Regions from separate parts of the Mus musculus genome. Here all the other regions are linked to region 3. Evidence: chromatin loops called from intact Hi-C (ENCODE). Cell type or tissue: heart. All regions are shown on one strand. Each heading gives the region's core, and the rest is flanking DNA. Links, peaks and the distances in the headings are about the cores only.

Region 1 (4,323 bases), core at 161-4,160, 370 kb before region 3:
GGACGGAGAGGGCGGGCCTATGCACCTCCGAGAAGTCGCAGCCGGGATGACCTCTATGACCCCGACGATCCTAGAGACTTGCCACATTCCCGAGATCCCCACTATTATGATGATTTGAGGTCTAGGGATCCACGTGCTGACCCCAGATCCCGTCAGCGATCCCACGATCCTCGGGATGCTGGCTTCAGGTCACGGGACCCTCAGTATGATGGGCGACTCTTAGAAGAGGCTTTAAAGAAAAAAGGGGCTGGGGAGAGAAGACGCGTTTACAGGGAGGAAGAAGAAGAAGAAGAGGAGGGCCACTATCCCCCAGCACCTCCGCCTTACTCTGAGACTGACTCGCAGGCCTCGAGGGAGCGGAGGATGAAAAAGGTGAGCCTAGACCCTTTGACTTCAGATCTTCAGGACGCCTCTTCCTCCAGCCCGTACAATTAACACTTTTTCTTTTCTCCTTTGCAGAATTTGGCCCTGAGTCGGGAAAGTTTAGTCGTCTGATCCCACGTTTTGTTATGTAGCTTTTATACTTTTTTAATTGGAATATTGATGAAACTCTTCACCAAGCCTAATAAAATTCCTGATCACAAGATCTAAGCCTCTTGTTTTGCTGCACGAGTTGAGAGGAGGGGGACCAGCAAAAGAAGCGGCCAGACAGGCCTTTAGCCTTCTTCATAGCCAGCCGCCTAGAGTACGTGCCCCTTGCCGCCTCCGCCCTGCCCCGCCCCGACGTGCGCATGCGCCTTCGGGAGCGCGCGAGCGCGCAACCCGGCTCCCCAACCTCCGGGCTCCTATACGACCTACTTTTACAGTCTTCAAACCCTGTGCCCCGGCGATCTGAGCCCCGCATCCGTGTTGCCGGCCTTCCAGCCGGGCCTGCGTTCCAACCGGTGGTGGTCCCGTGTAGAGTCCCCGGGCCTATGTGTGTGTACGCGCCCGGCCGTCACCAAAGACAGACAGCGCGCGCGTTCCCTAGGGCCTGCCCTCTCCCGCGCGCGCGCGCGCGCCCGCCCGCCCCGGGATCGCGCCGTCGCCGCCACCGCGCGCGCGCAGCTCCAGTAAAGGAGGAAAAAAAAAAAAAAAAGGAAAAAGAGAAGGGGGGGGGGTGATAGAAAGCGGCGGCAGCTGCAGCCACAATCCGCCGCCGCCGGACCGGGCTAGGCCGGGCGGCGGGCGCGGGAGCTGGCGATCTGGGCAACAGGGCGGCCGCCATCCGGGCAGGGCCCTGTTGAAAAAAAAAAAAAAAAAAAAAGCTCAAGTCGCGGCGGCGGCGGCGGCGAGCGCTCAGGGAAGCAGGCCCCAGGCCGCGTGCGGCGGGCCGGCGGGCGGGGGGCAGCTGAGCTGTGGCCCGGAGCCTCGCACCGCCCGGAGCCGGCGGCGGGCGGAGGCGGCAGGAGGAGGCGGCAGCTGCAGGAGTAGCGGCGGCGGCGGCGGCGGCGGCGGCGGCATCTCCTCCTCACATGACCCCACTGTTTGTCCCCGTGATCAGCGCAAGCGGCTCCCGTGTCTCCTCCGTCCCCTCCTGCCGCGCGGCGTGAGCGCCGGGCTCGGGCCCCCCCGGCCGCCCGCCCCCTCCCCTCCCTCCCCTCCCCTCCCCCCCGCCCCCCCCATGGACATGCTGGACCCGGGTCTGGATCCCGCTTCCTCGGCCACCGCTGCTGCCGCCGCCAGGTAAGCGCGCCGACAGCTCGCGCCCCTCCGCGCGCCCTGGGCCCCGGCCCCTCGAGCCCCGCGCGCAGGGGCCGCCATGATCCCGAGCGGCCTCTGGGCCCGGCTCAAAATGGAGGCCGCGGGGAGGGGATCCGGGCGGCCGGGGCTCGGCAGCGGTGCTGACCCTAGCGGGGGCCGGGCCTGGAGGGCGGGCGGCGGGCCGCTGCGCCCCGGCGAGGGGTGCGGGCCTCGCTGACCCCGGGCCCTGCCCCTGGTGTGCCCCCGCAGCCACGACAAGGGACCCGAGGCCGAGGAGGGCGTTGAGCTGCAGGAAGGTGAGTGTTTGCGGGGGCCACGGGGGCTGCGGCCCGCGCCGGGGTTGCAGGCCGGGGACGCCGGGAGGCCCCGCGCGCCCGCTGAGCGTGCCCCCTGCCCTGCTGCCCCCACAGGCGGGGACGGCCCGGGGGCTGAGGAGCAGACGGCGGTGGCCATCGCCAGTGTCCAGCAGGCGGCGTTCGGCGACCACAATATCCAGTACCAGTTCCGTACAGAGAGTAATGGAGGCCAGGTGAGGCGGCCGTGGGCCGGGAGCCCGGAGGGCCAGCGCCGGGGTGAGCTGAGGAAGGGCAGACGCGTGCGGCGGGACAGGGAGAGGCTCCGACCTGTCCCCCACTCGGGCCCCAGCGTCGGTCTCGTCGCTCTGCCGCCCCCTGCAGGTGACATACCGCGTAGTCCAGGTGACTGATGGTCAGCTGGACGGCCAGGGCGACGCGGCCGGCGCCGTCAGCGTCGTGTCCACCGCTGCCTTCGCGGGGGGGCAGCAGGCTGTGACCCAGGTGGGTGTGGACGGGGCAGCCCAGCGCCCCGGCCCTGCCGCTGCCTCTGTACCCACAGGTCCCGCAGCACCCTTCCCGCTGGTAGGTGGCCCGCGACTTATGGGGAGGGGCTGGGGAGGGGGAAGGCCCAGGGGGTGGGGTGTGTGACACACACATGATGTTCTCTGGGCTGGCCGGCTGTGTAAGGTCTGGTCAGAGTTTTGCACAGGCGTTGGATAGGGTCTTTTGGAGTTACTTTTCATTGCAAAACTGGAAAACTTCTTAGAGGAAAGAGTAGAGCTAATGATGGTTGAATGGTGTCAGAGACGAGATTCTGTACAGAATGGCACACACAGTAGGCTACGCCCTTGCCTCACCGTATAGTAAACAAACACCGATACCAGTAACAAAGATGGCATAGCAGGGGTGGCTAAGGATGGCCTATGTGTACTCCTCCCTAGGCTGTAATTCAAAATCCATTCAGCAATGGTGGCAGCCCGGCGGCCGAAGCTGTCAGCGGGGAGGCACGATTTGCTTATTTTCCAGCATCCAGTGTGGGCGATACCACAGCTGTGTCTGTTCAAACTACAGACCAGAGCCTACAGGCCGGAGGTAAGGGGAAGGAAGGGTTCTGAGGTAAAGCTAGGGAAACCATTTAAGCAGTTCCAGCTTGACCCATTACTGATGTTCGCTGCACATTCCCTGCAGGCCAGTTCTATGTCATGATGACACCCCAGGATGTGCTTCAGACAGGCACACAGAGGACAATTGCACCCCGGACACACCCCTATTCTCCGTATGTGCCAGTCCCATTGTTGGAGCCAGAGGGAAGGGAGGGTTTCAGGGCTGGTCAGCATACAGCAGGAGTGGGGTATGGGTTTTATGAGCTTCTGCTTCGGAAGTATCAGTTTAAATTTTTTTCATCTATTTCCACCCTCTCTTCACGGGGATTTGCTTTGAAAGATAACTGTGAAGAGCTAACCCAATGGTAGCCTAGCATTCTGCGAAGCCCTGGGTTCAATCCCCAGTACCTTAAAAACAAAGGTGTTTGTCAAGTCTGATAGCTTGGTAAATGCTGTCGTTTCCCCTTCTGCTTTAGGAAAATTGATGGAACCAGAACTCCTCGAGATGAGAGAAGAAGAGCTCAGCACAATGAAGGTAAGGATGGCGGAGTGCTCCTGGGTGCCTTGAGCCCATTGCCTGACATGTCCAGATGCTGGAGACGTGCATGCTGAGTGGTTAGGTCAGTGCTGATTGGCGGAGGACGGCAAGATGTTGGGAAAGATGGAGGGCGTGCATTCAGTTTGGCCAGATATTTCCTCTTGCCCGCCTATGATTTTGATTTGATTTGTTGGCCATCCTCTTGAAGTGGTGGACCCCAGATCTGCACATGGGGTTTGACCTCATGAGCAGGCTTCCATTTCTACCTGGGCAGCCTCTGGCCAGCTGAAGCCAGAGCCTCCTACCCTTCCCGGAAGCTCCATGTTCCACCCTGAGGTCTTTTGTCCTTTAGTGCTGTCCTTTGGTCTCCCAGCCTTGATAGGTCACCACTGCTAAGCACATAGCAGCCCTCAGTGTAAGGTAGTTCTAATACCCAAACAGCCATCACTCAACAAATATTTACTGACCCTGGATCCCAGGCAGGGCAGGGCAACACAGCACAGGCCCTGTGCCAAGTCTGCAGCCTGGCCTAGGGAGTCCGTCAGAATTGTGAAGGACAGCTTGTGGCTAAGGGATTGCTAACGTGCTGAAGTGAGGTCACCCCAGGAAGATTTTTCCAAGAACTTGGCCAGTAGAGGGACACACAGGCTGATGAAGAGTCAAGTTCTTTCAAGGGGATTGTTTGCTTGTTGCTAAACTTCTG
Region 2 (4,262 bases), core at 263-4,262, 140 kb before region 3:
AGAAAGAAGAATGAGTGGTTAGGAGGAAGGAGGCTTCATCTTGGGTCTCTTGTTCCCCAAGACCACAGTCCATTCCTACACAGCCACTCAGAAGACAGTGGATGGGCCATCAAAGAAGGACTGGCGAGGTGGCCGCGGCGCTCACCAAAACATCATCCCATCGTCCACTGGGGCTGCCAAGGCTGTAGGCAAAGTCATCCCAGAGCTCAAAGGGTATGTAGATACAAGCCAGGAACCAGGGTGGACACACACCCTAGGAAAACCTCACTGGCCCCAAGGCATGGGGACAATGGGAGTAGAAGACCTTTGGCTCTGACTCCCACCCTTACTCTGGAATTCTCCAGGAAGCTAACAGGAATGGCATTCCGGGTGCCAACCCCAAACGTGTCAGTTGTGGACCTGACCTGCCGCCTGGCCAAGCCTGCTTCTTACTCGGCTATCACGGAGGCTGTGAAAGCTGCAGCCAAGGGACCTTTGGCTGGCATCCTTGCTTACACAGAGGACCAGGTAGGGACTGAGGAAACCTTGGGGGGGTGCTCTGGGGAGGGACTTGGGAAATCCCACTCACCAGGAAGCTATTCTGCATGGGCCAAGCTGCAGACCAGCTGTCCAGGTGTTTCACACCCAAGGAGTTGCAGGCCAGCCAGGACTACACAATGAGACCCTATCTCAAACACAGCTTTCCCTGCAAGCCTGGGAAAGTGGGCCTTCCTGCCTCGGTGTCTTGACCAGATGTTTCTTTGATCTAACGATGCTGCTTTTCTGCACCATGGTGACTGGAAGTCACTTGTGTAACCCATAGCACATACTGTCCAAGAAAACAGCGAACTAAGAGCTAAAATGGAGCTTTCGCTAATAATTTTATATATTCACCATTGCTCTGTTCAGACACACCAGAAGAGAGGGCATCAGACCCCATTACAGATGGTTGTGAGCCACTGTGTGGTTGATGGGAATTGAACTCGGGACCTCTGGATGAGCACTCAGTGCTCTTAACCACTGAGCCATCTCTCCGGCCCCAGAAGGCTCTTAATACACTCCTGAACAAAAGACAGCAGTTCTCATTTTCTGGATTCACACCCAGGGGCCAGGCCAGGTCAGACACCTTTACTGAACAGACTATCTTAGGTGTGGAGGCACAGGCACTCAGGTGATAGAAGCAGTAGACTTCTATGAATGTGAGGGCAGCCCTCTATATAGTGAGTTCCAGAGCTATATAGCAAACCCTGTATCAAAAAAAAAAAAAAAAAAAAAAAAGTCACCTCCACCTTAGTGAAGTTCCCTGGCATTTGGCTTTTACAGGTCCACTCTCAAATGCCAAGATGTCATTTGAATGGGTCAGATCAAATCAGCCCCAATGCCAACCCACCCCCAACCCCCTGTGTTCCTAAGGGCTACAGCCCCCAAGATCTGTGTCTGTAGCTCCTTCCCTCTGCTCCCAAGACCCAGCCTCGTGCCAGTCATCGCTTCATGTAACGTTTAATGCAACCTCATTAGGGTATTGTGATCTGTATCCTCTTCCCCCGTGTGGGTACATGCAGATGCACGGGGCACATGTACCGGTACACCAGGTACAGGTGATAAACATGTCTTCCTCCATTGCACTCCACTTGTTACCGAGGCAAGATGTAAGGTAGCTTGACAACTAACTAATCTAGCTAGTCATCTTGTTCCAAGGAGCCTCAGTCTGGAGCTGGACTGCTGGGCCTATAAGTGTCCATCAACCGCCCAGCCTCTATATGGATTCTGCGGATCCAAACACAGAAAGCTCACGCTTATGTGACAAGCACTTTTATCCACTGAGCTCCCCTGCTGTGTCCCTGAGACAAAGGTTCCACCTGCCTTGATCACATTCTGTCACCAACACAAAAGGTCTCTGTCCAGTATACCAGATGAGTGACTGACAATGTGGTTTGAGAGTCTGGGTTCCTGGAGATCTTTGCTCGACTACATTTATCTTTGAAATTGTCACGCAGGTGGTCTCCACGGACTTTAACGGCAATCCCCATTCTTCCATCTTTGATGCTAAGGCTGGAATTGCCCTCAATGACAACTTCGTGAAGCTTGTTGCCTGGTAAAGGGGAAAGATGCCAGAGGATAGTGGGGGAGGCTGACAAGAGGGCGAGCGCGCGAGTGCGTACACGTACACACACACACACACACACACACACACACACACACACACACACACACGCCTGGTAAAGGGGAAAGATGCCAGAGGATAGTGGGGGAGGCTGACAAGAGGGCGAGCGCGCGAGTGCGTACACGTACACACACACACACACACACACACACACACACACACACACACACACACACACACACGCCTGGTAAAGGGGATAGATGCCAGAGGATAGTGGGGGAGGCTGACAAGAGGGCGAGCGCGCGAGTGCGTACACGTATACACACACACACACACACACTGACGCCTCCTTCCTCGCCTCCTCAGGTACGACAACGAATATGGCTACAGTAACCGAGTGGTCGACCTCCTCCGCTACATGTTTAGCCGAGAGAAGTAACACAAAAGGCCCCTCCTTGCTCCCCTGCGCACCTCGCGTTCCTGACTTCGGCTTCCACTCAAAGGCGCCGCCACCGGGTCAACAATGAAATAAAAACGAGAATGCGCACAGCTTTGCCCTCTTGTCTCTGCGCCGATCACCTTGCGTTCAGGGCGGGGTTCAAAGTTCTCGGATGAGCGAGAAGAGGTGGCGCTTGGCTCCGAGCCGAGTGGGAGAGGGAAAGCGCTGTCTGAACACAAGGTCTTCAACGGTGTAAGCAAGGCTCTGGAAGTCCCTGCAACACAGCCGGAGCTGGGCGCTCTGACGTCACTGCACGCGACGTACCAGGCCGGACTACAGTTCCCATAAGGCCGCGCGCGGGCCACGGCAAAGCAGGTGGGCGCCAGGCCCCGGTGCCGGCGAGGCCGACTAGAGGAGACGCTGCGCCTGGCGAGTCCCGCATTTGCGGGACCGGGCGGCTGGCGTCATGACCCTGTTCCACTTCGGGAACTGCTTCGCCCTCGCCTACTTTCCCTATTTCATCACGTACAAATGCAGCGGCCTGTGAGTGCAGGGCGGGCGCGGGGTGGAGAGGGTGCGGGACCCGGGCCGACCCCTCACCGCCGGCTTCTTCAGGTCTGAATACAACGCCTTCTGGAAATGCGTCCAGGCCGGGGTCACCTACCTCTTTGTGCAGCTATGCAAGGTGAGGGACTCCCGGACTCCACGTGTCTGGCCTCCAGGCATTCCAGATCTCAGGGGCCTGACTCTGCAGCTGTCACCTTCCATAGGACCACCCTCGAGACAACGCTTAGGGACTATGCCCGAATACCTTAGAAGGGATGCAAGGCCAGAAAGGCCCTGATGCAACTTTTTCTTACAACTGTTGTAAAATGAGAAAACCTCTTAGTGCGATATTTCACCCACAGGGTGTCGCAGGGTGCTGCCTAGGCATTTTTAGACATCAGATTCCCCCGTGAACTTCTAGACTTTTAGAAACCAGGCCACTTGCCCTCTATCTCCCAAGATCACGTGATCTTGCCACTTACACCTAGAATGACCCCTAGAACCCAGCGTCATATCCTCTACTTGCACACTTACTTTCCACAGTATCCACATAGTTTTTTGTTTGTTTGTTTCGGTTTTTAATCTCCCTCACCTTCCAGTGACCTTTCTACTTTCTGATCTCAGATGTTGTTCTTGGCCACTTTCTTCCCCACCTGGGAAGGTGGCATCTATGACTTCATTGGGGTAAGTTGAACAAGGGAAGGGCAAGGAAGAGTGCAGGAGTCGGTTCACCTGGTCCCCGTGTTTACTCGAGCCTCTACCTGACCCACAGGAATTCATGAAGGCCAGTGTGGATGTGGCAGACCTGATAGGCCTAAACCTTGTCATGTCTCGGAATGCAGGCAAGGGGGAGTACAAGATTATGGTTGCTGCCCTGGGCTGGGCCACTGCTGAACTCATTATGTCCCGGTGTGTGGAGCAAACTGGAGCCCAGACTTCCGGGAATGGACAGCTGGGTCCCACAGGGGTGCTGAGGGGAGGTGATCAGAGGCTGGGTGCTGGGGGTGGGGGAGTCTGGGTACTAGAGACTGCCTCCTTTTGCCTTCCTCAGATGCATCCCCCTCTGGGTGGGAGCCCGAGGCATTGAATTTGACTGGAAATATATCCAGATGAGCATTGACTCCAACATCAGTCTGGTATGCAGTCTAGCCCTAGCCTACCTTTATGTTGTTAGCCATACTTCTCCCAAAAACT
Region 3 (4,295 bases), core at 296-4,295:
ATACCTCTGCTAACTGCCTGGCTGTCGTTCTTCAGGCCCCAAACCTAACCTCTGGCCCAGTGTGCATTCTCCTAGTGTGGCATCCCCACAGCTGGCCTTTGGCTTAGTTTATTTGATTCATTCAGGACAGACAGCACCAATCTGAGCCCAGACACTCACTCTTTCTCCCTTCCCCTTCACAGGCCAGAGAGTATGCGGTTTCTCTCCCACTTCAATCATGGATCCCCCATTGTGGCTTTCCTCTCAGAGCCTGTGAAACTGGTAGATTAGCCAGGAACAATGCCCCAGACCCCCACAAGACTAATCAGCCCATATGGCTCTGATAGGTTGGTACAGTTAGCGGCTAGACTCCGGCCAGCACTGTGTGATACCCTGATCACAGTAGGGGGCCTGGAGTTCCCGGCTCACAGCCTAGTGCTGGCAGGTGCAAGCCCAAGGCTTGGCTGCAGGGGCCGGTGGGCTCTGGTTGAAGACATAAGCCCTTCCACCTTTGCTCAGATTCTGACCTTTGTCTATGGAGAGAGTATAGAGCTACAGCCTGGGGAGCTGGGGGACCTTGAAGAGGCAGCCAAAGCCTTGGGGGTACAGGCCTTGGAAGAGGCCTGTCAGAGAGCTCAAAAGGGCAAGGATGAAGATGAGCTGGATCCAGGACTGAAGAGGCACCAGCAATCAGAAGACTTCATGAGGGGCTCTGAGAGAGGACTTGGGAGTCCTGGAGAGAAACAGAAGCCAGAGAAGGATTTTAGAAGTAATGGGAGAGAACAGGAGATGTCACACAAGCATAAAGCACCCGGAGAGAGGCCTGAGATGGCAGGAGCAACTAGGATGATGAGCTCAGAGGAGGTCATGCGAGGTATCGAGAGCCACAAGGGCTCTGAGGAGAGTCTTCGTGGGTGCCCTGATCCCCTTTCCCCACCAGGTTCCCTCCTAACTAGCCTCATTCCCAGGCCCTGGTGGGCTGAAGTCCCTAGGTTGGGGGAGGGCCAGTCGGCCTTGTGGAGCATCTTGTTGTGGCCCTCCAGATACGGTGCTCCCTTCTCCCATAGTACCCCCATCACTGCGGCCTGGCAGGTCCGGCCTCAAGATCAGAGGTGAGTGAGAGGCTTAAAGGAGGACATCTAGGCAGGGAGGGAGTGGCTCCGGAGAGGCAGCAGTGATGGTTGGAAGGGTTCAGTGTACATTTCCTGAGTTAGAGACAACAAATATTGTCATCACAAGACAGGCCAGAGTCAGTTAGGTTCTCAGGCTTTGCCAAGACTGTAATTCTTCTCCACCCAGGATCCCACTGACCTTGAACCACTCCAAAGCTCTCTGGAGTCAGAATCAGCTGGCTTCCTCTAGCCCCACTCCAGGTAAGCCCCTCAGTATTCCACACAGGGCTTTTGCCCAGTGGCTGGGCTCCAGGAGTCCAGCCTTAGCAGGGCCCCTACTTCACTCTGTTTCCAGGATCTTTTCCCCAGGGCACTGAAACCCTCAGCCCTTGGCAGATAGAAACGTCTGGGCAAGGGTTCACAGGTAAGTAGGGTGAGAGCTGCCGCCTCCCCTCTCCTCACCAAATCGTTTAGACATTGTATTGATTCGGCCTCAGGGATTCTGTCTGGGTCACGCCATTTCTCTGTCCACACAGGCACACTGGCAACCTGTGTGAGTCAGGAGCGCACACTGAACTGCCCATCTCACCAACACCCTCCTTTACCCTCTCCTGCTCGCTCTCGGCCCTATTCTTGCTCTGTGTGTGGAAAGAGGTTTTCACTCAAGCATCAGATGGAGACACATTACCGAGTCCACACAGGTATGGGCATCCTGCCCAGTGTGAATTTATCTTTTTCGTTTCCATCGCCGGCCTGCCAGCTCCTCCCTTGCCCTATTGCTCGACGCACCCCTAGCTTGGAGAGCCTTCGCCCATTTCTTCCTTCTCTGGCTTTCTCCTCCACCTGTAGGAGAGAAGCCCTTCTCCTGTAGCCTCTGTCCTCAGCGCTCCCGGGATTTCTCTGCCATGACCAAGCACCTGAGGACACATGGGGCTGCTCCCTATCGATGCCCTCTGTGCAGGGCTGGCTGCCCTAGCCTGGCCTCCATGCAGGCGCACATGCGTGGCCACTCGCCCAGCCGGCTGCCGCCTGGATGGACCATACGCTCCACCTTCCTCTACTCTTCCTCGAGGCCGACCCGGGCCTCCAGCTCTCCCGGTAGTCCTACCTCCTCTGCTGCCACCTGACCGGGTGTTGGTAGCTTCTCTGGCTTGACAAAGAGTCCAAAGAATGAAAGGCAGAAGGGCTCAGCTAGGGCGGCCTGGCAAATTTAACCACAGAAGAACTGCGAGACAGGAGCTACGAACCCTTCCGGGACAAGCGAGTTGCAGAAGCCTCGGCCTGGCGAGCCCGAGTTAAAGGACAATTAACTCGGTGAAGATTAACTGGGGACTGTCAATTTCATCACTATAATAAAGTTTCCTGTGCTCCAGTCAGGACGAGTCCAGACTTTTCCTCTGTGCTAGGGGGTTTCCACCCTTGCCCTGTAGCGGCCCCTGCTGGCCATTCACCATTCAATAAACAGAGGGTCACACTTCTCCTTCCGGGGGGCTTCGTATAATTCCCGAGGGCAGCACGCGGCAAAGGCGCTCCAGACCCTGCGGGAGAGGAAAGGTGGCTTTGAGGCGCCCCAAGACTCTGGTTCCTCCCACAGCAATCTACCGCGCGCGTAGTCTAGGGCTGGAGAGGAGCGCAGACTGAGGTCCGGATTTCGACCACCGGTCTGCTCTCCTCCGAGTAAGGGACGGAAGACTAGCCTCTCCAGCATCTCCCCTCCGCGCCGGGCAATGCGGCTACCGGGTTGCGCCTGGAAGTGAGACTAATCCAGCGCCGCCGCCCTCCCCTCAGCCAACGCCTAGCGCAATAGCTAACTTCGTCTACTGTGTGTCCGTCGGGTTCCCAGGGTCCGAAGCCAACGGTACCCTGGGAAGGACCCTGGGAATGGTAGTCCATGCAGGTCGCTAGTTCCGACTAGAACAATGGGAGGAGTCTGAGCCGGGAACCACACCTCCTGGAGACCAGGAACTGGTTCTCCTGGTCTCTGTCGCCAACCCGGTATTCCCAGTTCTCGCGCCCCAGCTGTCGGCGGAAGGAGCAAGGCGACTGGACTACATTCCCCAGAAGACCTTGCGCCTCCCGCTCTCAGGCCGCGACGCGGGGTCCGCTCTTCAGGTGCGGCTGGAGGGTGACGGCCGACCGGCCCAGGACTCCTGCTCCCGTGGTGCCCCGCGCGTGGCCAGCCCAGCCCCCGGCTCCTGCCCGCCCCACAGCGGCGCTGGTTGTTGTCGTGAGCCGCAGCCGCCCCGCTTTGCCCCTCCTCCCCTCCTCTCCCCTCCCCCCCGGCCCTGCGCACGGGCTGCCCCTCCCCCCGCCTCCCCGGCCCCTCTCACGGTGCCAAGATGGCGGCGGCGGCGGGCGGCGGCAGTTGCCCCGGGCCTGGCTCCGCACGGGGCCGCTTCCCGGGCCGGCCGCGGGGTTCCGGCGGGGGCGGGGGCCGCGGCGGCCGAGGCAACGGAGCCGAAAGAGTGCGGGTAGCCCTGCGGCGCGGTGGCGGCGCGGCGGGGCCGGGAGGAGCCGAGCCCGGGGAGGACACGGCCCTGCTCCGTTTGCTGGGTCTTCGCCGGGGCCTGCGCCGGCTCCGCCGCCTGTGGGCTGGTGCGCGAGTTCAGCGAGGCCGAGGCCGCGGCCGGGGACGGGGCTGGGGCCCGAACCGAGGCTGCATGCCGGAGGAAGAGAGCAGTGACGGGGAATCCGAGGAGGAGGTGAGGCGGTCGGAGGTGTCTCTAGCGCCGGGTAGGGCGGAGGCCAGGGGCTTGCAGGGCTCCGGATAGCTCCGAAGGGTGTTGTGGACAAGTGGGATTCTCGGGGCTCCTGGAAAGAAGCACGAAGGAAGCAGGCTGCGTGGAGCGTTTGGGTAGCTAGGGCCTTTGAAAGTGATCAGAGAAACCCTGACTGCAGCTAGACGCCTGGAGCCCAATTGGTGTCCTGAGCTGATCTTTCGCGGTAGCAATGGCAGAGCAGGACAGGAGTGGGTGAAGAGGCCATAGGGATTGCATGCCGGACCAGCGGTGGTTGACAGCAGCAGCGTGGCCTTAATTGACCAAGGCTAGAGAGCCTCCTGGGCTCTTACTTGCAGGCTGCCTCCTTGGCCCTTAAAATCCGCGACATATCCCTGCCCTGGTTCCACCAGGGCCCCAGTTGCTCTCTGGTTCTAAGGTAGAGTGGTGGAGGCTTCTTAGGCGCGGGTTGAAGAGGGATAGAATG
Region 4 (4,323 bases), core at 244-4,243, 310 kb before region 3:
CTGCTCTTTTACAGATTTAAGAAGGGAACTCTGGTACTTGTCCCTTGGAGAGCATTGCTAGGTACCAGATGTGGTTGGATGTGCTATATGCAGGGACCCATTCCATCTTCGTTCCATCAGTACCCTTGTTACAGAGAAAGAAACAAACTGAGGCCCAGAGAAATTAGGACACTTGCCTGAGGTCACACGGCTAAAGAGTAGCAGGTTTTAAGAATCAAACCCAGGTAGTGTGGCTCTGCTCTGCACAGCCTAGAGTCGATCACCCTGAGCTCATACACTGAGCTGTTGCGGTGTGCTCCTGCGGGGTGGGGGATGGGACCAAGGAGATGCCAAGCTTATTAGCAGACACCACACAGTCAGAGGAATGTTGACACACACATAAGCTAACGTCCTAGAAGTAAAAGCAACTATACACTGCCAACTAGCACCTGGCCTGAGCTCTCTGTGGCCGACTACTTCACCCAAACCTACTCCCGCGTTCACTGCAGGTGGTAGCAGCCAAGTTCCAGTTTTGTTTTGTTTTTTTTTTTTGCTTCTTGTGCTTTCTAAGAATTTCCAAACAAAAAGTGCTATCTCCTTGTTTCCAGTTCCCAGGTTTCCTTCTCGGCCTTGTCTGGCATATAGCACTGACCTCTAAACGGTTCCTCTTACAGTGCTGCCAACGGAACTCAGGGCTTTATGTGTGTCAGGGAGAGGCTCTACCACTGAGCCACGCCCCCCAGTCCCTCACTGGGGGATTCTAGGCAGGGGCTCTACCACTGAGCCACGCCCCCAGCCCCTCACTGGGTGATTCTAGGCAGGGGCTCTACCACTGAGCCACGCCCCCAACCCCTCACTGGGGGATTCTAGGCAGGGGCTCTGCCACTGAGCCACGCCCCCAGCCCCTCACTGGGGGATTCTAGGCAGGGGCTCTGCCACTGAGCCACGCCCCCAGCCCCTCACTGGGGGATTCTAGGCAGGGGCTCTGCCACTGAGCCACGCCCCCAGCCCCTCACTGGGGGATTCTAGGCAGGGGCTCTGCCACTGAGCCACGCCCCCAGCCCCTCACTGGGGGATTCTAGGCAGGGGCTCTGCCACTGAGCCACGCCCCCAGCCCCTCACTGGGGGATTCTAGGCAGGGGCTCTGCCACTGAGCCACGCCCCCAACCCCTCACTGGGGGATTCTAGGCAGGGGCTCTGCCACTGAGCCACGCCCCCAGCCCCTCACTGGGGGATTCTAGGCAGGGGCTCTGCCACTGAGCCACGCCCTCAGCCCCTCACTGGGGGATTCTAGGCAGGGGCTCTGCCACTGAGCCACGCCCTCAGCCCCTCACTGGGGGATTCTAGGCAGGGGCTCTATCACTGAGCAACATGACCAGTCCCAGTTCCTTTTCTGCAAAGGGAGATGACAAAACCTCCTCAAGAGTAAGATGACTGTGAGGACGAAAGGAACATGTCCTGTGCATTCTTAGATATCTGTGTCTTGTCCCATTAGCCTTTCTTTGGGACTCAAATGGGTGTTTGTCACTGCAGCCAAAGATTTGTCTGCTCCCTCCTCTATGCAGAGGTAAATATTTATCTGGGATGCTAAGCATTTCATACCTGTCTTTGGAGTCCCATAGCCTCTTAAGATTTATTTATTTTCATGTATTAGTGCTTTATCTGCAGATACACCTGCATGGCAGAAGAAGGTATTGGATCACATTATAGCAGGTCATGAGCCACCATGTGGTTGCTGGGAATTAACTCAAGAGCTCTGGAAGAGCAGTCAGTACCCTTAACTGATGATCCATCTCTCCAGCCCAGAGTCCCCTAGCTTCTTGTGAGCTAGCAGCACCTCTCCCTTCTCCAGGAACCAGGAAGGTTGCTCAGTTGGTGGAGTGCTTACCTAATATGTATGAAGCCTGGGTTCCATCTACAGGGTCGCATAAACCCCACATGGTGGCCTGGGCCAAGCCTGAGTGTCTTGTTTGTTTGTTTGTTTGTTTGTTTGTTTATGGTGTTGATGATATAGTGTCCATCCTCTCATGAAAACAACCTAAGGGAGGCATGTTTATTTCACTCATCTTTCCAGGCTACAGCCCATCATTTTGGGGATAGCATGTTGACAGGAACTTGTTGGAGCTGGCCATATCACATTCACAGCCAAGAGCCTGGAGATTAATTGGCTAATGCCGAGCTCAGCTTTCTCCCCTTTTCATTCAGTGTGTGTGTGTGTGGGGGGGGTATGAACTAGTGTTGTTAACATTCAGGATGGGTCTTCCCTCCTTAACTCAATTAAGAAAAATCCCACTCTGGCATGGCCAGCCTAATCTAGGCAGTCCCTCACTGAGACTTCCTTCCCACAGTGTTGAAAATTAACACCATGACACTGGGGTACCCAGGACTCTGACTCCCAAAACCCAAAACCCCAAACCCAAAGTCTCCCCTCCACCTTTCCGTCTCCATCCTGAAGGCTCACCGGCCACACTCTGCCAGTAGATGGCAGAGTTGGGATGCCAATGCCAGGCACCCCCAAACTCCCCATTCTTTGAAATTATATCAAGGGATTGTATACTTCTTCTGGAACTTCCTGGAAGTTGGAAAGATACTAAGTACGAGCACAGGCTGGGTACCAGCACTCGAGCATCTGGAGTGGACACTTGTCACCAGTGTGTTGGTTGTGATGTCCTGAGTGGGAGTGGTTCAGAAATGTTCTAGAATGGTCTTTTTAGTTCAGATTTGGTGCTACTCATGGCCTCTGGGCTGAGCTGACTGCTCACCCCTACAGAGAGCAGAGTGTGTATGCATGGTACCTATTTGCTTTGGCTTTGCAGAGACGTGCACTGAGACTCCAGCCAGTTACCCAGCTCCGGTGCACACTTATCTGCTCCTGGGACTTGCTGCCTACCATTGTTACTGGCTCACTCCTCTGGGCTTGAAAATGGGTGGAGTGAACCAGCTGATGGTCTTTTGCCTGCGTGAGTGGATTTAGGTCAGAGTTCACTCAATACCAGCGCTTTGGTCTAGAACCAGCAGAGAAGCGTTGGATAGCTTAAGACTGATAAAGAACATAGTCTTAAAAGCATAATTTAGAGGCTGGGGAGGTGGCTCAGTGGGTTATGTGATTCTGTACAAGCAGGAGGACCTGAATTGAAATCCTATGCACCATGTTAAAAGAAACATGCACCTGTAATCCTAGTGCTGGGAGCAGAGACAGGATTCCAGGGACTGCTGGCCAGCCAGCTGGTGGTGAGCTTCAGTGTTAGCGAGAGACACAGTCTCAAAATGTAAGTGTAAAGTGATAAAGAAATGCATCCAGTGTCACTCTCTGACACCCACATGTGCATTCATCTATACATGCACAACTGTACAGAACTGCACATATATCATAACTCTCTCTCTCTCTCTCTCTCTCTCTCTCTCTCTCTCTCTCTCTCTCTCTCACACACACACACACAAACACACAAATGCATCATTTAGCTGAGCATGGTGGCTCAAGCCTATAACCCCAGCACTTGGGAGACAGAAAACCACAGAGAGTTCCAGGCTATTCAGAGTTATATAACAAGACTCTGTCTCAAAAACAAACAAACAAAAGCATCACTCAGTGTTCTAGCGTAACATCTATTCTGGGGAAAAGAAGGACAGAAACCCATTTTAGACGACATGTATAATCAAAGCTATGAGTGCAAGGCTTGGTGGAGGGGGGGTTGGAGGTAATGAAGAAGGGGCTCAAGATTAAGGGGTCTCCAGGAGGGGGCATCATCAGGGCCAGGGGAGAAGGAAGGAACTTGCCAAAGGAGGCTGTAGCTTGGATGGGTCAAATGGATAAAGCCCATTGGTCCCTCTGGAAAACAGTACTCCAACCATTGTGATCAGAGGCCATGACCAAAGTTAGAGATGGTGCAGATGGGAAAACACAGCTATTTTGTCCCATATGGAGGCTGGGTTCACCTCAAAAGCAGAGGCAGGAGAGTCTCTCACAAGGAACATCCCAAGTCCCTGAGCTAATATGGATTGGGATTCCAAAGAAGAAAGAATCCTTGCGCCGGGCGTGGTGGTGCACGCCTTTAATCCCAGCACTTGGGAGGCAGAGGCAGGTGGATTTCTGAGTTCGAGGCCATCCTGGTTCATAGCATGAGTTCCAGGACAGCCAGGGCTACACAGAGAAAGCTCATGTCAAAACCCAAAAGGGGTGGCAGGGCAGGGAGTGGAGAAAGAAAGAAAAAATAGAAAGAATATTCAGATGGTACATTGGTGGATGTTGGGTGTCACAGTGACCCGTGTAAAGCGTCTATTAGGAGAGCTTGTGTGCAAAGGGGGCTGTGATATCCTTGTTAGGTACAGAGTGGGAAATGAGTG
Region 5 (4,323 bases), core at 65-4,064, 380 kb before region 3:
AATTATTTGGCAGAGCATTTCATCAGGGTGGAGGTCACAGTATTTATAAGAGGTGGAACATGCACAAGAAATGTGTCAAATCATGATCAAACGCCAGTTTTATAGAAATCGGGAATGACCTTGTAACAAGATGGCTCTTAATTCTTTTCTGAAGATTTATTTATTATATGTAAGTACACTGTAGCTGTCTTTAGACACACCAGAAGAAGCCATCAGATCTCATTACAGATGGCTGTGAGCCACCATGTGGTTGCTGGGATTTGAACCCAGGAGCTTCGGAAGAGCAGTCAGTGCTCTTAACTGCTGAGCCATCTCTCCAGCCCAGCTCTTAATCTTAAGATGGCATCATGCTGGTCCACCACTGGGACATGGGACCCAGGTAGCAGGACTACAACTGTGTCCTTAGGTCTATATTGTCCCTGTCCTCTTCCTGTCTGCCTCTCTGTGTCCTGGCCTCCATGAAGCAAGCACTGAACTTGGTTCTGTGCCTCTCCCACCATGCAATGCAAGCCCCAGATGATGCAGCCTGCCAGCCGTGCCCAGAAACCTTTGAAACCATGAACCAAGATTTAAACAAATAAGCAAACAACACCCGTTTCTCACCGGCTGGCATGTGTCACAGAGATGGAAAGTACCTGACATGGGAATGGGACAAGGGCTTCATGTCCATTGGAAGGGGGAGGGAGAGGTCCTGGTCTCTACTGTTTCTGAAGTCCAGTGGGAAGCCATGATGAGGGCCTCCTCTCCTGTAGTAATAAAGACTCTCCAGTCATCAACAAACCGTCCCCTTGGTGTAGCTGGGACCTACTGACTGGGACAGCCTAGATCCCATAACCTAAGAAACCCATTCTGGAATCTTAGCTTCGAAACTCTATTCTTTTCTCACTCTTTTATGCCCAGCATTGGCTAGTGGAGAGTGCTCCTCCTCAAGGGCCCCACAGATGCCATCTGAAATATTTGCTGTGGCAGGAGAAGGGGGCGGGGTCTTGTTCCACACACTGGCTATTAAATGTTCTGGCCTGGGAGGGGGGACCCTCCTCACTTTTGCTTATATGCTACTCGGTATAACTGACAGGATAGCCCCAGCTAACTGCAGAAGGGCCAGGAAATGGAGGGATGGAATATTTGCTAAGCAATGTTGTCTTTGGGACGGAATAAGATAGGTGGTAAAAATCTTATTAGTAAAATATCAGATGACAGTAAATGGTTTGAAGGGAGGAAAGTGGGCGAGAGAAGTTGGGGATAAGCCTGCCCTGGGGTATATGCTGAGATTCTACTCTCAAGAGTTCTACGTGGAAGACGTTATCTTTGGGGATGGTAAAAATGTTGAATGAAAGTGATTAGTGTGGGTTCTAATCAAAAACAGATTCTTTTTTTCCTACGTTGGAGATGATGACCAAGTTTTAGGTATTGATAACATATTGATAATAATGACATCTACAAAACACAAAGTAACACATGCAACTGGTTTAGGATTACAAGTGGTAAAAATGACGGCAGTGGCGATTTCCTCTATTTTTTAAACCATGATTTTTAAGCCACATGGGAACAGGGTGAAATTTTATGAGACGCCTTTGCCTTTAAAAGCGGCCGTAGGGGAAATGGTAGCAGGTGTCCGCAACAGGAAGGGAATTCTGGTAGCTAAGCCTGCCATATGTGAAAACCTGATCCAGGACCAGCTAGGCCAGTATGGCTGAAGTCAACTAAGAAAAGTTGGCTGGGGAAAGTCAATCAGGCCAATGTACTTTGAATTTTGCTTGAGAGGGAACACAGCAAAGTTCTGAGCAGAAGAATGTGACCTGACACCATTTACAAAACAGAGAAGAAAATGGTAGGAAAATGGTAGGTTCCCAACTCACCAAGCAGTGGCCAGTTCAGTCTCCCAGAATGCGTTTCCTCTCGGCGCCACCAGGGAGCAGCAGTGTTGCGCTGAGAAGGAGGAGAGCTACGGGCCGCGCCCGGGGTGCAGGTGAGGCCTGGGAACCTTTGATCCGAAACAGATCTGTTGGTCTCCAGTCTTGGCTCAGAGCCTTTAATCATCAGAACTTCGAAGGCCTGACCAAGAGCGAGGGATACCCGAGCGGGAGGTGGAAAAGAAACCACAAGTTAGGAAATAAGGGAAGTAGGGAAACTGCCTAAGTACGACTGCAACTTTTTAAGAGGTGCAGTCCCCACGAGCGTCCCCTAGGGGGCCAGAGCATCTTTTCTAGTGCGACCTCATTGATTCCTCGAATCATTCAAATGTGGAGCCCAGAAAGACCGCAGCACTTCCCCCACCAGGGCGAGAGTGGGAAGGCAGGCTGCGTCACCGACATTCCCCTGGCAGCTGGGACCTGGCTCTGCTTGGCACCTCCCTACAGGGCGCACCTAGGCGGGTCCATCGGCTCCCGGGACAGGGGTGTGGACCAGCAGCGAACAGGTGCGCACAAGGCCCGGCCCCTCTCGGCAGGTGGAGCACGCCCAGAGGGTCTCTGTCCTCAGGGAGTTCAGTCCTTTCAACTTTGACTAGAGCAACAGGTGGCTGCACAGGTCGCCTATGGTGCAGACGCCCTCCTGGCAAAGCGGTCACTTGGTTCAGGCCCTGGAGGCAGGAGCGCACCTGAGTCAGCCCACTTCCGGGGAGGGAGGCCCGCAAGGCCCGCCCCCGCCGCCCACCCCCAAGTCCAGCCCCCGGGCTCCCACCCTTGTGTACCTGGGCGGTTCCATTCCCGGGAGTGCGCAGGGGGTAGAGTGACCCAGAGAGCCACCGCGCGCCGGGTCAGTTGTCTTCGGGAAGCCGAAGGCATGAGCTTCGTCCAAGTTCATTTTGTAGGTTAGAACTCCCCCAGTGCGAGGAAAATGGACTTGGAATAGGGGCCGGGCGCAGCACGCACCCTTCTCGGCCCTGGTGCTCGCCGCGCCCCCTACTCTCTGGATACTTGGGAGGGGACGCGCGGGCACCGTCGCTGCTAGACGGCCGCGATGGCGCCGGCGGCCAGCGCGTGTGCTGGGGCGCCTGGCTCCCACCCGGCCACCACGATCTTCGTGTGTCTTTTTCTCATCATTTACTGCCCAGGTAAGGATTGGGGTCCCTGGTGCTGTGGGACGGCGGGAGGGCGCTACCGGAGGTGGATGGAGGGCTGTGGTTCTCACCGGCCTTGGAGGACCCGAAACCAAGTGGTGGGGAGTCGTGAGTGATGGTTGGTGCGGGAGTGCAGATTAAAGATCTCCAGAACCCGCCTGGTTGAGGAGACCCCTGTGTGCCCAAGGAAGGGAGTTTCTTGTGGCGCCCAGTCCGGTCCTCCGCCTTTGTCGGAGATAACAGGAAGTGAAAACTCTGGGGATCTTAAGGCTGAGCGCTGTATGGAGAAGGGGACCCTTTGTGGTCAGGAGCAAGGCCTCCCGATCGTGAGATAGGCCTGCCATTGGGATCTTGGACGCACCTCAAGATTTCTAAGTGTTGGGGTAACGGGGAGAGGTCATTCCCGGACTGGATCAGGCCAAGAGCTCGAGAAACAGTGCCCTGGCTTGGAGTGGGTGTGGAATTGGGGACTCCCCACCCCACCTACATCCCTGGTATCTGTAGAATGGACTTTTGAACCTTAAGTCATCTTCCGCCTAGATTGTTGAATGTTAGCTTAAGTGGGGGCCTAGGGGTTCCATCTACATTTGGATGTGCATTTTGAAGAGTCTCTGGGTAGGAGGATGTGGACAGAATATTCTAGGGACCTAGCCCGGATGGCTACATACTTACCACTTTTCAGCCCCGGAGGTGTATAAAATGGGCATGATTATCAGATCTGCCTCGCCAGTCTCGGGGATTAAGGAACAATATGCTAGGTGCTCTGAAAGACTGCATATACTGTCTAAGTGGTGTGGCTCATTGCTGTTGTGGTACCTCCCTGGGTTTATCTATCCCTGCTGACTATACTCTTCTTCTCAGACCGTGCCAGTGCCATCCAGGTGACCGTGCCTGACCCCTACCACGTAGTGATCCTGTTCCAGCCAGTGACACTACACTGCACCTACCAGATGAGCAATACCCTCACAGCCCCTATCGTGATCTGGAAGTATAAGTCGTTCTGTCGGGACCGTGTTGCCGACGCCTTCTCCCCTGCCAGCGTGGACAACCAGCTCAACGCCCAGCTGGCGGCTGGCAACCCCGGCTACAACCCCTATGTGGAGTGCCAGGACAGCGTACGCACTGTCAGGGTGGTGGCCACCAAACAGGGCAATGCTGTGACCCTGGGAGACTACTACCAGGGCAGGAGAATCACCATCACAGGAAGTATGTGGGGCAAGGCGGGAGGAGGCTCTGTGGGTGGTGGGAGTGAGACTGTTTGA
Region 6 (4,323 bases), core at 240-4,239, 380 kb before region 3:
AGCTCAGATAGACCACACAGTAATTGAGTAACTCCATTCTATTATTGTCATTTTTTTCAGAGGTCCCTAGAGTCAAGCGTCTTGCTGGAAGTTAACAGCTGAGTTTGAATGCCACCACTGTAGACCCAGTCTCCAATCATTCATTCATTCATTCATTCATTCTTTCTTTCTTTCTTTTTGTTCTCTAATGGTACTAGATATGGATGGAACTCAGGGCTTGTCATGTCCTAGATAGAGTTACATGGCTAGCTCTACCTCTAAGCCACGTCCCCAGCCCCTCTCTGGGGGATCCTGGGCAGGGGCTCTACCACTGAACCTCACCCCCAACCCTTCGGGGGGTGGGGTGGGGGTAGGATTCTAGGCTGGTGCTCTACTACTGAGTTATGTCCATAGCCACTGACTTGATGTTTGTCAAGGATCGACTGTGTCCCTGGTGCTCTTAGAAGCATTTAGAAAAGGGTGGTGAGTAGAATAGCCCAGACCCTGTCTCTGCCCCAGGTTGCCTTCTAGAAGTGAGACTGGCGGTGAGAAGACCTAGGAAGAGCGGGCACACCTCTGATCCTAGCATGGGGAAGGTGGAAGTAGATAACGCATTAAAACCACCTTCAGCTATGTAGCAAGTTGGAGGCCAGTCTGGCTACATAAGTGCTTAGCTCAGGGGTTTATTTAAAAAAAAAAAAAAAAGGTTTTGGAGATTTCAGATAGTTTTTACAAGCTACGAAGAAAATAGCTTTGGGTGATGTGTGGAATGACTGGGTGCGCCATCTTCGCCAGCATGATTTTTGAAGAATCCCAAGGATGGAGGAAAGCCATAGAGACAGCAGTGAGCCAAAGATGCAGGTTTCCCTGGGTAAATGGAGGTGTCCAGGATTTGCCTTACATGATTGGTTTTAATTCTGTGTGGGAGCACAGGAAGCGGGTGGCTCTTGACTGTAGAATGTTCCCTCTGTCCCTGGCAGGGCGCAGGTGAAAAGCAGGGTCCCAAGGGATCAGACTTGCCTTGAATCCCCATGGAAACTCAGCTCTAAGCTTCCGCTGCCTGTGAAGCTGGGGAGAGAGCGGGCTTCTTGGGAACTCCCACTGGGCCTAATAATGATCAGGACATCATCAATACAGAGAAGTCCTTGAAGGCCGCCTGCAACTAGATGTGCAAAACTCAATAATGTTCGTCAGGATATATCCTGGGGGAAACCTCATAGCCCACAGCCTTCTAGCTGGCTTATCTCAGTAGTGGTACTTAAGTTCCAGTAGCCAAGAGAGCCTCCCTTCTCTTCAGCTTTAAGGACAAAGTATTTAAGAGGTTAGTATCCCAGAGGCCACCTGCTCTCCTACTTTTTAAGAGTGAAAGTAAGTGTAACCTGTCCCCAGCTACTCAGGAGGCTGAGACAGGGGTATGTATGCATATGTGTAGAAGTTCAAGGTTCAAGGCCATCATGGGCCACTTAGTGAAACTTTGTCTCCAATAGTGAAAAGAGGATTAGGATGTAGCCGGGTGGTACAGTGCCTGTCTAGTATGGTTGAATGGCTGATAGAAAAAAAAGATACCCATCTCCCAGGGTCTCCTTTCCACTCCTCTTGCTTTGGGAGCTGTGGGTTATTATAGCAGAGGGCCTAGTGTTAACTTCCGCCGGCTGCTTGGAGCTATTCCCCCCCCCAACCCCCTTGACCCCATTCTGAGCTGTCTGAACAGGACCCTGAGGGCCTCTGAAATCATGAGGCATCCCTTTACTGTGTGTAAATAAGGAGTCAGGACATAGGCCAGGCTCTGTTCCCACTGGAGTATCTTGGTGTATCTTGGCCTCTCACCTCACACATGGAATCATTGTCCAGCCCCTGTGATCTTGGGGGCCAGCAGGGACCAGGAACAGGGTGTGCCCCACAGGAAGGAGGTGGGCCCAGGCCTCAGGAGTGATCAAAAGAAGCCGGAAAGCCTCCCTTTTCATGGGTTCTGCAAACATCTGACGGGCCAAGTACAATATAGCAAGGCCCAGATCTGGTCCTGGAGGTCCCTGGTTTTAATGTCTGGCCTATGTAATCATTTCCCATGGCAGGGGGTTCCTGTTCACGCCTTCGGCTTTGGGAGAGGTCAGGAAGGAGTAATGAAAACCATAGGCCCATAGGAGAAGAACAGTTGGGTGAGCACCACAGCCAAAGAGCTTTCCTACCAACCAACCCGTAGGTCCCGGGTCCCCTTGAACATTGAGCATCTTGGTCCTACAAGAGCAGTGCTCCAGTTCACAACACCCGACACCCACTGTTGGACCGTAGACACCTAAGTGGGAAGTCATGAGTTCAGAGAGCAGTGCAGCAGAAAAAAAACAGGAATATTTAGGGCAGTCTTAAGGGTTCTGTGAAAGGCTGGTGTCTACGATAGAGGGGGATCTGTGCATAACACAACCGCAATCAACAACGGCTTGAAGCCTGACCTTGGGCTGGGAGTAGTCTTTGCCTCGCCAAGGTTACCCCGGGCAGCTTTCCCAGAGCTGTGCAGCCCCCGCTTCCATGCCTGGCACTTGCTGTCACTCCTAGGGCATTGCCCTTTACACTGCTCCTCACCATTTGATAGGCAATACGTGTTTTAACTCCAGGAAGGTTCTAGAATCTTCTCAGGACTTCTGAACTGTCTGACTACTGAAGAACTCTGCGAGCTTTTGGTGTCTCCAGGAGTTCACTCTGCAGCCCAGGCTGGCATTGAACTCACAGTCTCATGCTTCAGCCTCCTAAGTGCTGGGGTTAATACATCTGTGCCATCACATCTGTGCCACCACATCTGGCTCAAACTTTTGTTTTTATAGTTAACAAACTACCCTGAGTTCTAGGCCAGCCAGTCTCAAAAGAGAAAATCAGCCAAAGAACTGAACATACCTTTTATGAAAAAAAAAAAAATCCAAAACTAAAAAAAGAATTATTTAAATGAAGTAAGAGGTGGCATTGTTTTTTAATTTTATGTGTCTCCTTGGCCTAGCGCAGTAGAAGCAAGATTTTCCAAGCAGCTTTGGTCGGCTATGAGGTCACATGTCACATGGAAAACTCTTTTGAACGTTCCTGAGAGGTTGAGGGGGAAGGCTGTAAAATAAGTGTGGCCTTAGGATCCCCTGCAAGGGCCAGGGAACTCCAGGGTACCACCCCCACCCCCACCCCACCCCCTGCCACACTGTGAGAATCTCTGCTTTCTAAGGAGGGTTCGTTACACGCTTCCTAGAATATTCAGTGCATTCTCTGGTTTTTGTTCATTGCGGTCCAGGGGTTGAGGTGATCTCACTGTAGTCCAGGCTGGCTTCAAGCTTTCTGTCTTTCTACCTTAACCTCCCCAGAGCTGGAGACATCTGCCGCCATACCCTCAGCCATGTTGAATGCCGCATGAATAGATCTGGTGTTTATTTGATAACCAGGTGGCTAGAATCTTGGGACAAGCAATGCAAAGCTAAGGAGAGGGACAGCCTTCCACAGAATCAGAGTTGGCTGAGGCTGACTCCGTTCTTCTGCCGTAATGTTTGTCAGAGGTGAAGACAGAATTAGCATGGGAGCAGGGTGAACGAACAGCTTCAGTGGGCAGGAGATGGAAGTTGAGGTAGCCAGGGGGTGCTTCTCCAGGTTTAAGCCTGACTAACCAAAGGAACCTACCTGGAGGGACACAAAAGATGAGCTGAAGGCCACTGAGATCGTGGGGGTGACATTGACTAGCTAGTATCCAGAGAACCTGTTGAGGGCTTTGCGGGCCTGGGGACTGTGCTTGCATGATCTGGGTAGAGTCTGGAAAGGGCTTGCTTTCTCAGGAAGCCTTAGCGCTTAATAGCTGGTGTCTCAGTGGGTACCACGGATTTAGGCACCCAAAGTTAACTGCTATCATGGGTGTGGTGGGCAGGTTGTCATACAGGCTCCTGGGCCCATGGGATCAGGTGGCGGCAGGCAGGCCATCAGGAGCCTGTGGCAGAGAAGACCAAGGTTATGACCCTCTGGGATTCTGTTGGCTAAGACACTAAGATAGAGTCTCTAAAACAGAGGCTTCCCTGTCCCGGCCTTGCTAGGTTGATTAAAGGATCTAACTAATTAGGGCCTGAGGAGTATAGAGGAAACCGGATGTGCTAAAAGACTTTCATTAGTGGTGTAATTAGCAGGCACCTTGCCTGGGGCTGCTTCAGACCAGAGCGTCCCCAAGCCCTGGGACTGACCTGGAATGTGGGGACTGAAAAGGAGGAGATGGGCTTGAAACTGGGAGTATCTGGGAGTGTCGCTGGCTCTCCCACACCCACTCCTTGGTGCGCAGGCATCTCCTATCTGGGATCTGGCCTAGTTAGCTTGGTTGCCTAGCTTTGCACACCA
Region 7 (4,323 bases), core at 148-4,147, 270 kb before region 3:
CAGTTGTGACATTCTTTTCTCTGCAGATGAGCTGAGTACAGTGAACAGGAGGAACAGTGGCGACCAGCACCCACTCGGCCTCATGGACCTGCCCCCACAGCTCTCCTTCGCTCTCTATGTATCTGCCTTTGCGCTGGGCTTTCCATTGAACTTGTTAGCCATCCGAGGCGCAGTGTCCCACGCTAAACTGCGACTCACTCCCAGCTTGGTCTACACTCTCCATCTGGGCTGCTCTGATCTCCTACTGGCCATCACTCTGCCCCTGAAGGCTGTGGAGGCCCTGGCTTCTGGAGCCTGGCCCCTGCCGCTCCCCTTCTGCCCAGTCTTTGCCTTGGCCCACTTTGCTCCCCTCTACGCAGGCGGAGGCTTCCTAGCTGCTCTCAGCGCTGGCCGCTACCTGGGGGCTGCCTTCCCCTTCGGGTACCAAGCCATCCGGAGGCCCCGCTATTCCTGGGGTGTGTGTGTGGCTATATGGGCCCTTGTCCTCTGCCACCTGGGGCTGGCCCTTGGCTTGGAGACTTCCGGAAGCTGGCTGGACAACAGTACCAGTTCCCTGGGCATCAACATACCCGTGAATGGCTCCCCGGTCTGCCTGGAAGCCTGGGATCCCGACTCTGCCCGCCCTGCCCGTCTCAGTTTCTCCATTCTGCTCTTCTTTCTGCCCTTGGTCATCACTGCCTTCTGCTATGTGGGCTGCCTCCGGGCCCTGGTGCGCTCAGGCCTGAGCCACAAACGGAAGCTCAGGGCAGCTTGGGTGGCCGGAGGCGCTCTCCTCACACTCCTGCTCTGCCTGGGGCCCTATAATGCCTCCAATGTGGCTAGTTTCATAAACCCGGACCTAGGAGGCTCCTGGAGGAAGTTAGGACTCATCACAGGGGCCTGGAGTGTGGTACTCAACCCACTGGTCACTGGCTACTTGGGAACAGGTCCTGGACGGGGAACAATATGTGTGACGAGGACTCAAAGAGGAACAATTCAGAAGTAGCAGCCACCTCTGGGGGCAAGGGGCACTGCGTGGAATTGGATGACTCTGACTCTGCCAGGCTCCCAAGAGGGCAGATCCACCACAACTCAGGAGGCCTGGCCCAAAGCCATCGCAGAAACCACTCATGGGAAGGGTTCCACCTGGAGAGGACAGCGTCCTTGTACGAAGAAAGTGGAGGGCAAGTGCTGGACAACAAGAGACAGTACGTCTGCCTTACACACCTCAGCCTGCTCCCAACTGCTTCTGGCCTGTATTGTCCTAACTGCCTGCCGTAGGCGGTGCGCAGTCCTCTCCTGGGGGTGACGGGAAGCTCAGTTCTGATCTGGAGGAATACCACCATCATGACCCAGTTTTGGAGTGTTTCCCTGAGATAAGAACATTTTCATGTCTGAAGAAAAGAGGCAGCATCATGGCCCTGCCATACCACGCTGAATCCACTAGGGGACAGCACTGAACGTTCAGCTTCAGCGAACCGGGGATAGGGGGTGGGGTGGAGGTGGGAGGAGGGGGCGGGGGTGGTAGGAGGAACTGGCTTGAAACAGGGAAAGAAAGGGCTTTGCCGGCCTGAGCTCCATCAGAGGCAACTGCGGAGAGGAGTAGGTAGTTGCCGGTACCACTCAGAGTCTCATCCTTCAGGGTGTCTCATTTCATCGTCAAACAACCCTTCTGTGTAGCACCCCTCCCTCTTCGTGCGTGTGTGTGTGTGTGTGTGTGTGTGTGTGTGTGTGTGTGTGTGTGTGTGTGTTATTGGAGATAGAGTCCAGAGCCCTAGGCAAGTGCTCAATGCAGCCACTGACTTTATTCTTTATTCAGCAGCCCTGATCTTTATCCAGGTACTTCACCACCACCACTCCATACATACCACACACACACACACACACACACACACACACACACACACACACACACATGTGCACCATACACATTTGTTCTAGCAGACAAGAGTTTAGGTGTGGTCTTGAACTCCTGAGCCCAAGTGATTCTTCTGCCTCAGCATCCAGACAACCTGAGACTGTTGGCACAGGACACAGTCCCCCCATCTCACTAAAACTGTTGATTTCAGCCAGGTGCCCAAATGGGCAGGTTGTGAGCCAGACTCAGTGCCCAGCAGGGGGAGCCAACACCCATGCCATTCTGTAGCATGTTTGCTTGTCCAGGGAGCATCTTTTCAGATTTGAGCTGACACCACACACTCCTTCAGCTAACTGCTCTGGGGTGCAAAGCAGTACTCCCAGACAAGGGATGCCTTCCCCCAAATACAGTGTGAATTAGCTATGGTGCTGACCACCTTCGTTTTGGAGATGGTAGGAAGCTTTCTTGATGTCCTATAGCATAGATGAGCTGGAATGTGGTTCTTCCAAGTAGGACCCCTAAGGCTTAATGGACATGTAGAAAAACTAGTGGTGTCAGCTATATTGGTCATCATTTGGAGAAGGAGGAGAAGCACACCCCAGCCCATGAAAGGGAGGCCAGAGGAGAGTGGCCATGAAGGAGACAGACACTTGGGCATCTCCGGGGAGGCCAGGTATCAGAATCAAGTTTGTTCTTCTCATGAGAATAAAGCCTTTAATGATGATTAACAGAAGAGTAGCCAGAGCACCTGAACTGGTTCATACAAATTATTCCTTTGGGCAAGTGGACCTCTGTGAGGTCAAAGCCATCCTGGTCTACTTGGTGAGTTCTAGGACAGCCAGGACTACATAGTGAGACCCTGTCTCAAAAACAAAAACAAAACAAAACAAAACAAAACAACACAAGAAAGAAAGAAAGAAAGAAAGAAAGAAAGAAAGAAAGAAAGAAAGAAAGAAAGAAAGAAAGAAGGAAAAAAAAAACGACCTCTTTGAGGCTTTAAATTCATTTGAATGTAGGGTTTTTGAGCAGTAGATCCACAGCACTTAGGAAACAGAGCAACACATAGTAGGCATTCTGCAATCAGCATGTAGTAGGTGCTCAGCAGTTCTGTGTTGCTTATTTGGTATTCTGTAGAGAGCAGGACTGTAGTAATGGCTGGGGTGACTATTTAACATATCAAGGCAGATGCTGGCCAGCTCTCCCAGCATCCCTCTGTACCTGTGACTCCTCTAGCACTTCTCGGCCTGCCCCTACCCTAACCTCCCAGGGCCTGGGCTTCCCTTCCCCTAGCCTGATCCCTATATAGCTCAGCCACCTGGCTACACCAGTCTTTTGGCCTCTTGACTGGATCCTCTTTGACAGGGGCTCTTCTCTTGCTCCCCTCCCGCTCTCTCCTCTCACTGTCCAGTTTAGTCCGCTGGCCACCGTCAGCCTGGACTCTCTCTTCCCTCTGTCTGCTTTCTCCCTTTTATCTACAGTAAAAATCTTCTTCCTCCTTTAGAGTAGTCATGTCCTCCTTCTTTAAGTTCATGTTTGCATTCACCATGAAAGCCAGAAGTAATAGACATGGCCCCTGGGCAGTGAGGGCACCAGAGACTCTTGGTAAAAGGTTGGGGCACCTGCTGGGGTGGAGCCACTGCCCCCAGTTACCTGGCCTTCCTCCCACTTGGGGGACAATCCACTTCCTTCCTGGGGCCCATGAGAGCAGAGTGATTCACTCAGGCTTCCTCTGCTGAGTGGAGCCAACCCACTTCCAACTAGATCTCTTGATATCCAACTCCCCCAGGAGACAGAGCCTCCTTTTAGCATCTACATCTTTATTATTTAGTCATTCACTTAATGCAAGCCCCAAAGCAATAAAGACTGCTTGGCTCACAGTAGCACCTTTAACAACGTCAGGAAATTTATCCATGCTAAGTATACAACCAATCTTTAAAAATAAATTTGCAAATATGTACTCTATTTTCACAGCCCCAGAAAAATCCCTTCTGTTTCTTACACCATTATCTCTCTATCTCCCAATTACTAATCTACTTTCTGTTTTAAAATATTTTCCTATTCTGGACATTTCATGCAAATGAAACTGTGTGAGACAGAGCCTGCTATGCCTAGCTTGCTTCACTTAGCACACATTTTAGGGTTCATCCATGTGGTGTGCTTGGGTAGTTCACCCCTGATTATGCCATTATCCCGATGCATCTGTCTGTTGAGGGGTCATTTCCGCCTGTGAGCCAAGGTCACTAGGTCTGGGATGAGGATGACGCATGAGCCAGTGTTTGAGAATGTGCGCGTGTTCAAGCCTCTTCAATAAATATTCATAGCAGAATTATTGGTATTGTGTAAATGTATGTTCAACTTTTTAGTTGAACCGAATTGATTTCCAAAGTGCTATCCCATGGTGCGTTCCCCTCAGCCATCAACAAACACTGCGCTGTCCCTCCATCTTTGCCGGAACTTGGTTCCGACTAGTGTTCTGCTGACAGCCA

Evidence for each region. Peaks named below come from ENCODE experiments on the same cell type or tissue, not always from the same donor. Only the 100,000 strongest peaks of a DNase experiment are listed, where the experiment ranks them.
Region 1: a loop joins it to region 3, with 3 times the contacts of the local background. A loop is called at or near these places in 6 of 42 quality-filtered maps.
Region 2: it touches region 3 in a loop (9-fold over the local background); 3 of 42 quality-filtered maps call a loop at or near these places.
Region 4: a loop joins it to region 3, with 3 times the contacts of the local background. A loop is called at or near these places in 3 of 42 quality-filtered maps.
Region 5: it touches region 3 in a loop (2.9-fold over the local background); 3 of 42 quality-filtered maps call a loop at or near these places.
Region 6: it touches region 3 in a loop (2.2-fold over the local background); 7 of 42 quality-filtered maps call a loop at or near these places.
Region 7: a loop joins it to region 3, with 9 times the contacts of the local background. A loop is called at or near these places in 9 of 42 quality-filtered maps.

Annotation. Positions count from the first base shown.
Region 1 is chr7:30,954,038-30,958,360 of GRCm38, reverse strand. Usf2 (upstream transcription factor 2) reads left to right here and starts at 1,558. Exons shown (of 10, transcript NM_011680.2): 1 at 1,558-1,665; 2 at 1,933-1,979; 3 at 2,094-2,212; 4 at 2,361-2,561; 5 at 2,921-3,071; 6 at 3,168-3,255; 7 at 3,559-3,617. The coding sequence starts at 1,604. Lsr (lipolysis stimulated lipoprotein receptor) reads left to right here. Exons shown (of 10, transcript NM_017405.2): 9 at 1-372; 10 at 460-591. The coding sequence ends at 495. In heart, for the core only: a CTCF peak has its summit at 2,323 (motif pointing left); DNase peaks (open chromatin) are centred at 760, 1,500, 2,170, 4,150 and 2 weaker places; H3K4me3 peaks cover 2,940 bases; H3K27ac peaks cover 2,620 bases.
Region 2 is chr7:30,728,147-30,732,408 of GRCm38, reverse strand. It overlaps Tmem147 (transmembrane protein 147), which reads left to right and starts at 2,875. Exons shown (of 7, transcript NM_027215.2): 1 at 2,875-3,065; 2 at 3,138-3,207; 3 at 3,693-3,752; 4 at 3,841-3,977; 5 at 4,120-4,204. The coding sequence starts at 2,989. It overlaps Gapdhs (glyceraldehyde-3-phosphate dehydrogenase, spermatogenic), which reads left to right. Exons shown (of 11, transcript NM_008085.2): 8 at 62-213; 9 at 345-507; 10 at 1,977-2,074; 11 at 2,450-2,630. The coding sequence ends at 2,522. In heart, for the core only: a CTCF peak has its summit at 2,614; DNase peaks (open chromatin) are centred at 2,818 and 3,918; H3K4me3 peaks cover 2,673 bases; H3K27ac peaks cover 1,949 bases.
Region 3 is chr7:30,587,853-30,592,147 of GRCm38, reverse strand. Kmt2b (lysine (K)-specific methyltransferase 2B) reads left to right here and starts at 3,422. Exons shown (of 37, transcript NM_029274.2): 1 at 3,422-3,793. The coding sequence starts at 3,431. Zbtb32 (zinc finger and BTB domain containing 32) reads left to right here. Exons shown (of 6, transcript NM_021397.2): 2 at 183-1,091; 3 at 1,279-1,352; 4 at 1,447-1,515; 5 at 1,628-1,792; 6 at 1,941-2,467. The coding sequence starts at 280. The coding sequence ends at 2,218. Gm32082 (a long non-coding RNA gene) reads right to left here and starts at 3,369. Exons shown (of 3, transcript XR_003946734.1): 1 at 2,829-3,369; 2 at 2,543-2,629; 3 at 1,789-1,934. It overlaps Mir3569 (microRNA 3569), which reads right to left and starts at 2,768; the gene lies at 2,711-2,768. In heart, for the core only: a CTCF peak has its summit at 2,538 (motif pointing left); DNase peaks (open chromatin) are centred at 2,107, 2,537 and 3,137; H3K4me3 peaks cover 2,377 bases; H3K27ac peaks cover 2,647 bases.
Region 4 is chr7:30,902,388-30,906,710 of GRCm38, reverse strand. The region is part of intron 7 of Mag (myelin-associated glycoprotein); the gene reads left to right. Among named protein-coding and RNA genes, the nearest start is that of Mag, 10 kb to the left of the region's middle. In heart, for the core only: a CTCF peak has its summit at 2,449 (motif pointing right); no DNase peak of the experiment used is centred there; H3K27me3 peaks cover 136 bases.
Region 5 is chr7:30,971,812-30,976,134 of GRCm38, reverse strand. Lsr (lipolysis stimulated lipoprotein receptor) reads left to right here and starts at 2,666. Exons shown (of 10, transcript NM_017405.2): 1 at 2,666-3,055; 2 at 3,923-4,267. The coding sequence starts at 2,962. It also overlaps a transcript of Fam187b not described here. In heart, for the core only: a CTCF peak has its summit at 2,018; DNase peaks (open chromatin) are centred at 1,944 and 2,274; H3K4me3 peaks cover 1,995 bases; H3K27ac peaks cover 1,626 bases; H3K27me3 peaks cover 1,823 bases.
Region 6 is chr7:30,966,977-30,971,299 of GRCm38, reverse strand. The region is part of intron 2 of Lsr (lipolysis stimulated lipoprotein receptor); the gene reads left to right. Among named protein-coding and RNA genes, the nearest start is that of Lsr, 4.3 kb to the left of the region's middle. In heart, for the core only: no CTCF peak of the experiment used is centred there; a DNase peak (open chromatin) is centred at 1,979.
Region 7 is chr7:30,857,230-30,861,552 of GRCm38, reverse strand. Ffar1 (free fatty acid receptor 1) reads left to right here and starts at 83. Exons shown (of 1, transcript NM_194057.3): 1 at 83-985. The coding sequence starts at 83. The coding sequence ends at 985. In heart, for the core only: CTCF peaks have their summits at 1,404 (motif pointing right) and 2,095 (motif pointing right); no DNase peak of the experiment used is centred there; H3K4me3 peaks cover 734 bases; H3K27ac peaks cover 206 bases; H3K27me3 peaks cover 1,642 bases.